Regions from separate parts of the Homo sapiens genome. Here regions 2 and 3 are each linked to region 1. Evidence: read pairs that join two places in POLR2A ChIA-PET (ENCODE). Cell type or tissue: GM12878. All regions are shown on one strand. Region 1 overlaps CDK6 (cyclin dependent kinase 6). Region 2 overlaps PEX1 (peroxisomal biogenesis factor 1). Region 3 overlaps CDK6 (cyclin dependent kinase 6).

What was found. ChIA-PET counts read pairs that join two places held together with the same protein. Peaks named below come from ENCODE experiments on the same cell type or tissue, not always from the same donor. Only the 100,000 strongest peaks of a DNase experiment are listed, where the experiment ranks them.
Region 2: POLR2A ChIA-PET joins it to region 1 with 5 read pairs; 2 of 35 experiments call an interaction of 5 or more read pairs at or near these places.
Region 3: POLR2A ChIA-PET joins it to region 1 with 8 read pairs; 14 of 35 experiments call an interaction of 5 or more read pairs at or near these places.

Annotation. Positions count from the first base shown.
Region 1 is chr7:92,721,392-92,725,391 of GRCh38, forward strand. The region is part of intron 4 of CDK6 (cyclin dependent kinase 6); the gene reads right to left. Among named protein-coding and RNA genes, the nearest start is that of CDK6-AS1, 110 kb to the right of the region's middle. RefSeq lists an enhancer at 2,488-3,044. In GM12878, no CTCF peak of the experiment used is centred here; no DNase peak of the experiment used is centred here; H3K27ac peaks cover 962 bases.
Region 2 is chr7:92,505,352-92,509,351 of GRCh38, forward strand. It overlaps PEX1 (peroxisomal biogenesis factor 1), which reads right to left. Exons shown (of 24, transcript NM_000466.3): 9 at 3,978-4,000; 10 at 1,643-1,775; 11 at 897-993. Among named protein-coding and RNA genes, the nearest start is that of PEX1, 21 kb to the right of the region's middle. In GM12878, no CTCF peak of the experiment used is centred here; no DNase peak of the experiment used is centred here.
Region 3 is chr7:92,828,935-92,832,934 of GRCh38, forward strand. The region is part of intron 2 of CDK6 (cyclin dependent kinase 6); the gene reads right to left. Among named protein-coding and RNA genes, the nearest start is that of CDK6-AS1, 5.5 kb to the right of the region's middle. RefSeq lists an enhancer at 3,887-4,000. In GM12878, no CTCF peak of the experiment used is centred here; no DNase peak of the experiment used is centred here; H3K4me3 peaks cover 3,680 bases; H3K27ac peaks cover 2,494 bases.

The DNA.
Region 1 (4,000 bases):
TGAAGGGAGACAAGGCTGGAGTAGGGCCAGTGTAGGCTTCTCTAAAGCATGAGATCCAGGTCAGGGGCCCCTCTTGCCTAGGACCAAGGCAAACACTGTTACCATCCACATCTTAATTCTACAACCTTTAAAGAAAAAGGTATAATACTCTGTATGGGTACATGTGCATACAAGACACTATATTGAGCAGCAAGAACCCAATACCCCATAAAGACACCAGAATGTCATGTTGGAGGCAGCCTGGCAAAGTTAGGCAAAAGACATTTAACTCTTTGATTAGTCCTCAATTTATCAGATGAGGACAAGATAAGTCATTCAGCCCGATGTTGCATACCACCTACAGCTACAACTATGGTCCAGGCTACTGTCCTAAATTAATTTCTACCAAAGGCCAACATATGAAGTATATTCTACTTATGAAACTCGTGTTTCTTAACAAGAAACTTGTTTTCACTAGAAAAATAAAATAATAAAGATCATAATATAAAGGGTTATACCTTAAGATGCCTGGAAAGCTTACCTGTCTAGAACAACTAATTTCTCAATTAATCCAAAAGATGCCTTGTCTTGAATACTGGCATAGAGCATACTGGCTCAGAAATTAAGGAGAAGTAGTACTTCAGGATCTGTCAGGTGATCATGAACTTAAAATGAAAATAAATACTGTTAACTGCTCCCTCAAAGTTCTATATGTAAGAACATTTTGAAGTTTTCAGAAAGAAGCTAATAATACAAGCTTTTATAATTGTTCAAATAGAAATATCATTTATTATGTAAATATATATATATTAACATAGATAGTAAAAGTTGTCTAGTAATTCACCCATTCTTTCATTTAGAGGATGTTAATTATCTTAGAAGAATATGACTCCTCTTCTAAAACTTGCTTTAATAACAAAACACAAGGGGCTAAAGAAAGTCTTCAAATAAGTAAAATTACAATAATGCTACATTCCTCTATCTCTACAGCTTTCTGTTCAGGACAGGAAGTTCAATTCATATATGTAATTTGTTCCTGAGGCAGTAGAAAGGATTATGATAAAAACAATACACAGACTGTGAACTTGGGTTTGCGTCAACTTTTCACTCCTAACTTGAGATTGAGCTACAGCATGTATTAATAGCTTTCATGATTTTGAACACAGATATGTGCTGCCAATAAATCAATCAGGACTAGGGTGCAAAATGGACTCAGCCATTTTAAGGTATATGGAGTAAGTCCTTCAGCTTAATATTACCAGGTAGCTATGAGGAATATTGACACACATCAAATGAGACCATTAAATGTATAACATAGCTCCTTCTCTATTCCTGTTATGACTCAACTGCTTATATCTGCAAGTCAGCATTTGTCAATTTATTCACTGAAAAATATTTCCTGAGTGCCTATCAAAATAAACAAGGCACTGTGTGTTAGGGCTGAATAAGATGAGCATCTGCCTTCGAGGAACTTATGGCCTGATAAATAAAATTCCCAAATAACTAAAAACAAGACAGAAAACAGTATTATAGGCTGGGCACAGTGGCTTATGCCTGTAATCCCAGCACTTTGGGAGGCTGAGGAGGACGGATTACTTGAGGTCAGGAGTTCAAAACCAGCCTGGCCAACATGGCAAAACCCTGCCTCTACTAAAAATACAAAAATTAGCCTGGGGTGGCCTGTAATCCCAGCTACTTGGGAGGCTGAGACACGAGAATCGCTTGAACTCGGAGGGCAGAGGTTGCAGTGAGCTGAGATAGGGCCACTGCCCTCCAGCCTGGGCAACAGAGTGAAACTCTGTCTCAAAAACAAAAACAAACAAAAAAACCCAAAATATTACTCTGGAAACAGAGAGGAAAAAGAAATTAATTTCTGAAGGGGATACTAGAAAGGGTACCTCTGGAGTCAGGCTTTGCAAGGTAAGTAAAATACTAGCATTTCTCATAGTTTTAAGATGTCAGTTTTGAATCAGTTAACTTGTAATTCCTTTAACATTCCACAAATTAAGTTGATTCTCAGTTCCTGTATGACATAACCCACTAAAAAATGTGTATTTCCAGGAAGAGGAGTGTAGTCTTTTTCTCTTCAAGAGACACTAAAAATACATACCAGTTCAGTCTAAAAAACTATGATTCCAAGTTTTTATGTCACCATGTGTATATAAATCGACGCATTACTATATTAAATGGGTATTTCCTTTAAATAGAAAAATACAAAAGAGTGGGGAAATTTTAAAATGCAGTACCCTGTAGGAACATACCCTTTATTATTACCATTAAATTCCAACCGTCACTCTTTCCAATAAAGTCTGATTTTTGTTTTAGAATCCTTCTCAGCTGCTAACATGTTTTACTTATGTCACTATAGGAAATATAAAGCATGCAGTATAAACTAGATACTGAAAAATTGTGTATTTATGACTGCCTTTCTCCTTTTCCTCTATGAAATAATTTGTCTACATTTTCCTGTTTGAACATATCAACTTTCAGCAAGAATGGAATGTTAATTGATGTTACGCACAAGCTCAAATTTAATAAGCAAAAAAAAAAAAAAAAAATCAAACACAAACCAACTGGGTTTCCTGTTTTTATTTATGGTTATTAGTGCCCATTTGGGGGGATTAAAATAAAAGCGTCCATCTCAGTTACAGCTTATCCTTCCTTCAATTAACGTACCCAAGGAGACAAGTTCCTTCCATCTACTCCCCTGATGACTCTCTGGATCACAAAGCCTATTCAAGCTTCTCCCCAGGGCCCCAAAACAACATGCGCAACAACTTCCTAGGGAAACTCAAAGCCTACCTCACCCTTCCCACTGGGGAAATACACAGACTCAGCCCTTTCTGGTGTGATTACATAAGAATACAAGGGCTTGCTTGACCGTGCTCAAAGCTGAGGCCTATCTTTTAAACATCAACTCGTGCCATTTCTCCTCTAAAGCAATGGTGTATGCTGGGCAAAGAGGAAATGAGTAGGATTTATCTTCTAACAATGGCAACATTTTCCAAGGAATCCTCTGCATCAAAAGTTCTGATGCCCTAGGAAAAGTCTATAATGTTTGGAAAGTAACTGGTCTTACGTGTCTAGGTGGTAGCACCCCTATTTTGACTGGGGGCAGGGGGTGGGGAACACTTTTATAAATTGGATTTTTTCCTAAGGCAAGTTATCTGTCTCAGAGAATTTCTAACTCCTCTCTTGAATTTCTACTTATCAGCTGTAGTATTACTGAAATTTAGGGAAACAATTTTTTGCTGTGCAGAATGACCAAAGATGTTGCCAATCATTACTTAACAACAGGGCCATGCTGTCCCTGATGTGAGAACCACTTTGAGGCTAAAGATGGACAATACGGATTATTTTTTTTTATTTCTTTGAATATACAAAGATATTTTCTTTTTTAAAATTCTTTTTCTTAAGACTTAATTTGCTATATATTATTTATTTAATTTACTGTACGTAAGGCATGAATTTACTGTATGCAAAACAGGTCTTTCAAAGAGAAGGGTATTAATACCTATTTCCAGGCTGCTCTTTTTGTATTTGGGGTGCAGAATTTCACAAAAATCCATCTGAGAAATAATGAACTATATGGAGAAATAGAAGCTAACCAATGTCAATAGCTATTATGGTTTTGCAGCTGAATGGCAAAAAGAAACAGGGTATCATAACTGTTATTTTTTGCCAAAACAGGGCCGTTGGGTTCGCTCTTTCTATTCAGGGTTATATGAGCCTTCACCTGGCATGGCGGTGCTCTACGTTCATGCATCATCCAAGTTCACTGTGAATTTGATTTCTTCTTTACAGCTGGCACCATAGCTTCAGATGAGTGCATTAACAAACCTGTGTAGGCACTCTGTTTCTCAAAACCATGATGCTGCAGACAGGTCAACGTTGCTCGTGCTCTTTCTTCCCTGACCTTGAGCTGTGTGTTCCCTAGGCATTGTACATACAGCTCTGAAAACAGTGGTTATGGCAGAAAGCATTTGGAAACTTGTAACTGATTCCTGTCCAGTGGCTAAGA
Region 2 (4,000 bases), 220 kb before region 1:
ATAGTGAGCCGAGATCGCACCACTGCACTCCAGCCTGGGCTACAGAGCAAGACTCTGTCTCAAAAAAAAAAAAAAAGAAAAAAGAAAAGGAATATGCTACTATAATTCCTGTATGCATGTATTCATTTATACCCAGTTTCATCCCATTGAGAATTTTAGATGGCTTACAACAAAATAAAAAAAGTAGGATGTGGGAAAACATAAGTGAGAGTAAGGGATCAAGATTCATTTAAAATCAAATGCAAATGCATCTGCCTAGAGATCCTGGAGTTGCTATATTTGAAACACAAATTTGGCTTCAAACTTCCTGGTGAGTTACAAAGTTTAAATTTACAAAGAACAGGAAATACACAAGTTCATGATTAGTTGGAACTATATGACAGCGGTACCCATGGGGGAAAAATTAACTGTTCAAAGTAAAATCTTCCCAATATTTTTTAATTGAATAGATAATAATGTAAATGTTAAGGACTTTAAAAGTACAAAAGTGTTATATGGTGAACTGTAATTCTCCTCATTGCTGTCCACAGCCTCCTACTTTCTCTCCCCTGAAGCAACCATTCTCCCAGTTTTCCATAGCAATTCAGAGATCATTTATACCAATTAGAGTATATTCTAAGTACTAATTTTTCAGAGTGGTGTCAGTGAGCACTTCCAGAAATGTAGTCTACAAAAAGTTCTGGCTAGAAAAAAAAATAGGCCTCCATTAAATATGGAGAGTTTTAGAAATTTTATCAAAAACATTAGAAAGCCAAAGAAATTTTAATGACTAAATGATAAACAGAAAAGTTAAAGACTAGATGATATGTGTATTTATTAGATTGACAGCATTATGTATAACATTCCTGTCTTTCTAATGAAAAAGGGATTTATATAGAGTGTTACCATACTCATACCTCGTAAAGCTTTACAGTCAACTCTCTCCACATGGGCATCCAGTTTGTCAAATGCTTCTTTACAGATTGCTTTGGCTAAAGTTGATTTTCCACTTCCCTAGAAAATAATTGCTTTATAGGAATTCCCAATATATTCAGTCACAGAAATAGTTCCTGTCATTGTGGCAACCACCAAGATTCAGCCTCAATTTTATACAACCTCTTCCAAAAAAACAAAAGAAGAGGAGAGAATACTTCCCATCTCATTTTATGAGGCCAGATTTACACGGATAGCAAAACCAGACAAAGACAACACAAAAACAGAAAACTGCAAACTAATCACTTTCAAACTTAAATGGACAAAAGCTCAACAGAACATTAGCAGATAAAACTCAGCAATGTAGAAAGAATGATACACCACAACTACGTGGTATTTATCACAGGTATGCAAGGCTGGTTCAACATTTGTAAGTTACTCAACCCTATCAACACCTAATAGCCTAAAAAAGAAAAACCATATAATTGTATCAACTGACACAGAAAAAGGGCATGGAGAACATCAGTCTTATTCGTCATCACTCCCCCAACACCTAAAAGCAGACACACAGAAATATTAGTGAATAAATGAATGCTTTCCATATGTCGTATAAACCCTATATAATAGATGGTCAAAACCCACCCTATATAATAGATGGTCAAAACCCAAAGAAAGATAAATGAAAAGTTATTAAATGTTACAGAAAAATGAACACACCTTAACCACTTACCTTTCCTCCTGTGAGTAAAAGAGCTCCATTCCTAAGTCCTGCAACAAGAGACATCAGCTGCCGAGACAAAGGGCGTCCCAGGAGGCTGTGAGTGATGTGCTCCAAGGAGGATACGCCTAAGGAATTCACTCCTCTGTAAAAAATATACATAGTTACATGATAAAAGACTGAAGCAGGATAAAATTTAGCTATAAAAAAATGCTGAATTTTGCCTTCCCAGTGTAGTTAATTAATTTAATTTAATTTTTTATCTTTTTTTTTTTGAGAAAGGGGCTTGCTGTGTCATCCAGGCTGGAGCGCAGTGGTGTGAACCCAGCTCCCTGCAGCCTCAAACGCCCTGGCAAAGGTGATCCTCCTGCCTCAGCCTCCCGAGTAGCTGGGACTTCAGGAGTGTAACACCACACCCAGCTGATTGGGTTTTTTGTGTGTGCATTTGTTGTAGAGACGGGGTTTTGCCATGTTGCCCAGGCTAGTCTCCAACTCCTGGGCTCAAGTGATCCATCTGCCTCGGCCCCACAAAGTGCTGGGATTATAGACACAAGCCACCATGCTCAGACTAGTTAATAAATTTTAAAAGACTAAAATCTTAGAAATTGTCCCCTACTTGAGAGAAAGTATACTGATTAATGTCGAATCTGACTTCAAGCTTTTTTTTTTTTTTTTTTTTGAGACGGAGTCTTGCTCTGTCACCCAGGCTGGAGTGCAGTGGCATGATCTCGGCTCACTGCAACCTCTGCCTCCCAAGTTCGAGCAATTCTCCTGCCTTAGCCTCCCGAGTAGCTGGGATTACAGGTGCCCACCACCACACCTGGCTAATTTCTGTATTTTTAGTAGAGACAAGGTTTCACCATGTTGCTCAGGCTCGTCTCAAACTCCTGACCTCAAGTGATCCACCCGCCTTGGCCTCCCAAAGTGCTGGAATTACAGGTGTGAGCCACCGCGCCCAGCCTCCAAGCTTTTAAAATTAGTTTTATTACTTTTAAAATATGCAGTTACTAAAAGTTTTGCCCTAATAGAACTCCTTAAGGAATCTTAACACATAAAAAAACACCTCTAGCCCCCAAATGATTTAGTTTAGTAATCAACATAATCATAAATGGGTGCTTTTGAAGTACTGAGGATAACTAAAAACTTATTTTCTCTTAAACATTACCTATGAAATCCAGTATCAATCTGTAGATTATATTTTACAAACATGAACTTTAAACTACTTCTTGACTGTGACTGCCTGCCACTTTACATGATCACATGAGAGTCTGAAGAGATTTTACTTTATGCTGGGCACAGTGGTTCACGCCTGTAATCCCAGCACTTTGGGAGGCTGAGGCAGGCGGATCACTTGAGACCAGCCTGGCCAACATGGTGAAACCCCATCTCTACTAAAAATACAAAAAATTAGGCAGGTGTGGTGGTGCATGCTTGTAATCCCAGCTACTTAGGAGGCTGATGCGGAAGGATTGCTTGAACCCAGGAGGCGGAGGTTGCAATGAGCTGAGATTGCAACACTGCACTCCAGCCTGAGTGACAAAGTGAGAGTCCATCTCAAAAAAAAAAAAAGAGATTTTATTTTATATTAATAAACACTGTGCTATAAACATTTTGACTTTATCGTTTAATCCTTTTACTAAAACATTTACAGATTATACCATTCTAAGAAATCAAATCCCTACTACTACATCTACCAAAGCTTCTGTGGAGACTTCTAAGAGGTAGTGTTTATAAGAGATTCTCATATTATATAAGAAATATGGAAATTAAGAGGAGTTTAAAAAATATTTTTTATATTTTATCTAGCCCTACTTAATCAAAAGAGGAATTTTTTAAATATTTGTTTTAAAAGTTGAGAAAAACACAAATAATCCAAATTATTACAGTAATACAAGACAGTGAAGGAATAACTTAATTTGAAATATTTTTAAACATTCAACTAATGTTTTTGGCTTTAACTTTTAAAATGTATTTATTTGTTCTAAGAATTATTGTTTTATTCAAGCATATATGATCCACGTGATATCTAGTTGCTTTCTTCTCATCGATCAATTCTCAAAGTAAAATTTCTAATAAGCTTCAGACTTCTTGTTATCGAAGAAGACAAGGTTATCCCCTACCACCAGGGATGGATAAAAACATAAAAATAAAGAGAAAAAAAAAAAGACGACAAGGCAAATTATAAGCTAGGCGTGAAGATAGAGACAATCCTTGAAAAAATATCTACTGATGCATTATTAAGATCACTTATTGACATTAACATCTACTTTAATATTTACATTGAAAACTCTGCCAGATATAGTGTTAAAAACATGTCTAACATGCTAGTTTGGCCATAACTTCTTACCCCAAAGAGCTCAGCTTTAAAAA
Region 3 (4,000 bases), 110 kb after region 1:
TAACATACTGATATTTAAAAGGAGAATTAAACTCCTGCTTTTCCTGCTTTTATTGAAAAAAGCCCTAGTAAATGTATTATTCAACCACACAAATAGCAATTTTATTCAGAAGGATTCTCATGAACTAATCCAATTGAAGACCTGGCTTTACAGAGTCAAATATGTCATGTTTCTTTTACCCTGTTAACAATTAGGTTTTCCAGAGAAAATCACATTTTTACTCACCTTTTATGCAATATATTACTAAGATCTTTAAAAAAGAGAGAAAATTAGAAAACTCTCCTTGAATAATCATTAAGCTTTACAGCCTTTTCTTTGGGTTTTTTGTTTTGTTTTTAAAGCAGTGACTATTCTAATTATAATATTTAAACATCACAAGTTTATTCACTGATATGTAATGACTTTTAGTTTCCAGAGCCAATACTTGAATTTGAATTGCTTTTACTGTTACACTAATAAATATAATCCCTAGAAACAATACAGGTAAGCACTGGCTTGTATCTTTCTTACAGCACATGATCCTATCATGTATCAGGGTTATGGTGATCATCTTATTCCTTCAAACATGGGAAGAACTGCTTCAGGAGAGTAGCTAGGTATGATTTACCCTGGTATCTTTCCCAGCACCTAGCCCCATGGTTTTTAAAGCATATGCCCTTCCTAAATCCTTTTTGAATAAATGGAGCTCAAATGTTCACTTATATTAGCTATGTGTCAGTATCTCATATAGATCAATCCCTATGTTAGGGAGGTAAAATTTAATCTTCAAAAAGCACTTGATTCTGATTAGCCTTTTGGTTATGTTGCCTACTCAATCAGGAAATTCCTGGTAACCGAATTATCAGAAATATCAGTTGTTCTATAAAACTGGTTAGGTTAAGTATAACAAAACAAGGCAATTAAAACAAAGATGAGTAAATTTTTAAAGAGAAGAAAGAACTGCTCATCTCATTACAAGGCAAGTTCTACAAGTGCGGAGACTTTTCCAGGCTTGTTCATTGCTATATCCCCACCTTCTAGAAGAGTCTGGCACATAGTGGACCCTCAGTAAATATTTGGTGAATGAACAGACTGCTGACAAAACATGCTATAATTTTATCTCTATTGTTTTTAGTTCAGGCTGTTCAAACAGGATCCATTTGTGCAGTGCAGAAACTCCAATACAGGTTCACAGTGAAGTCCTATTCTGGCAAAGGTTCCAGGATTTGGGATTACCAAATGTAAAAAAAGAGTAAATTTACTTCCCAGACACTCACTGGCTGATCAGGCGAGGGCCTGGGATACATCAAATGCAGGTAAGCAAGAATTTCAAGTCATTATCCCTGTGCATGCAGGCAGTACCAGTGCCAGCAATAACAAGTCAGCTTTTCTGGCAAATCCATCAAAATTAAATCTTAAACTTTTGAAAAAACTAATATGTTTATTATGCTCCTGTTAGCTTAGAGGCTTAACTATCTGTGGGGGAGGGCCTATAATTATGATCAATTACTTATGACTTGAAGGTACTTATAAAAGCATCTGCCCTTTTAAGAAACCATTAAAGAACCAGGCTTAAGACTGTAAAACTAATCCCAGGGGCAATAGTAAATCACAGGTTTGGGGACCCAACTTTGACAACTCTCCCTTGGAAAGAAAAGAATTGCTGTCAACTGTCCTTATTTCCTGACCCTGTCTGAGCAAATATTCGCAGCCTCTAAAATCCAGAATTCTTAGTCTGGCCAAGCAAGTCATGGGGACCAATGGTTGTTTCAAGGCAGAGGCAGAAGAGAAGAAACAGGAAGGAAACAAAAAGGGAATGAAGATCTGTAGCTCATGAGGGTGACATCATCAATAATTTCCTCAAGTATCACTGAATTTCATGGCTCGTGACTGAGAGTCTTTTCTGACATCTTACAGGCTAATTATCCTCAAGGATCTTCTTGGTTCCAGAGCCTGTAATGTCTGGGTTTGAATATGATTTGTTCTACAAAAAAGGTCAGGTGAATTGACCCCTCCCTGTGAAGCTGCTCCATGGCAAGAGACCATCAATCTGCTGAAACGCAAACAATCCTTTAGATATCTGAAGTACTTTCAAATTTACAAAGTGCTTTCACATACGCCATCTCATTTTATTCTCACGACTTTAACAGGTAGGTGCCATCATCACCTTAACACGTAAAAATAATTTTAGAAAACAATGCCTTTGTCTTCAGTTCATAAGAATATCCTCCTGAAATTCACAGTACAGAATCCAAGTCATGGGTCAGTTAGAAACGTCTAGAAACACATCAATCTCAGGAGGATAAATCAAGAGAATAGGATGGATCAGACAAAATCTACAAGCACAATGGCAGAAAGTGTGCCTCTGGTATAAGAATGGCGTAAGCTTTGTAAACAATAGTGTTATACAGGGGTGCCTCTGTAGTACCTCTACGTTTGGAAGGACACTATTCATTCATATACATGATAAGCACCCTTAACTGGATACTCCATAGGTAACAGACAAAATAAAACAAGAACTTCCGTCTTAAAATTGTAGTGGTGGAATTCATCCTTCGGGATGTATTAGGTGATTCCCCTAGGACGACAGCTGAGTTACAGGGGGCTAAATATACCCTCCCCTTTTCCCTCCAATATCACAAAGAGCCCCAAAAACGGATTTTGTTGTTTTTAACAAATAAAATACACATGAAAAAAAGTCATCTATAGGTTTTTATATATAATCTCATCTTCTAAAACACTCATTCTCCTTCACTAGCTAGGCCGAGGTATAATGCGGTCTTAACTTTATAACCATTTACTGCCTTATTTATATATTTATGATTCTTTGATGCCTTCTAGCTTGAGTCTAAACTGCGTTGGGAACAAAGCACCGCACAAATCACCAGCCTGGGATAAGAGGAGACAAGTTAAAACCTCCCAAGAAGATTCTGTAGATATTTGGTCTCTCTGAGTCTGTAGAGAGTTTGGTATTTCAAAGGTCAGTCTTGGGTCTCTCCACTTTGATGACTAATGTTAAATTGTTTGACTTTTTACAAAAATATTTAGCTGTGCTTATTTACATCATTTCATCCTCAGCGCACACAGTAGGCATGTATTTGTTGAACAGAAGCCCTAAATGGATGAGAAAAAAGATATTTCTGCTACACATTTTCTCAAGATCGAGAAAGGTAAAATCACAACCCAATTTGCAGAAGTTTCTAGGCATTCCTTTTCAATGTAAAGCTATGCATCTCTGTTTAAAAAAGAAAAGGATGACACAACCAAACAATGTCAACCACACAATGGGGAAATTCCAGGATCACTAAGAAAACACCATTATCCTAAGTCACACATTTTCATTTAATACTGGTTACCACACAGGAGAGAGTAAGAACTGCTGTCTCCCCACCCACTCGCACAATCCATCTGGGAAAAGCATGGGCAGAACATTTATGATCTAACCATACCACATCTTGGACTCACATTTAACCCTTTGGAGAATTAGTCTAAAGAGTATGTCCGCCCAGAGATATAAAGTAAAACAGACACAGGGATAACAGTTTTGGAAGAAATTTTTATGACGCTGTTTGAGATTGGGCATCAGCACTCAAACTCCTTAGACCACCAGGAGTCATTCTTACTACGCAACTTTAATAAAGAGAAACTGAGAGTATGACTGGCAAAAATATTATGATGTTTCTGCATCTTGTTAACCTGATTTACACTTGGCTCCACCCATAAAGTTCCCACTGATTATCACACGGCATCCTCATTCTCCAGTCTCACCTACTCTGTCTTTCAAAAATTCCCCAACGGCATGGCCACGAAAAATATGCGGGGGCTAGCGGGGCATGTCTCAGGTTGGCTTATCCTGTCCCTAAAACGCACCCACTTCCCCCAGACCCTCCTTCAGGGTGGGCAGGGAGAAAACGCTTCTAAGTTGCACAGCTGCAGGGAAGCCTGCTCAGGTCATGTTTTTTTGACTTGTCTTTCGGCTCGCTGTCTGGCAAGGTCACCGGCTCTGGCTCGCGGCTCTGTC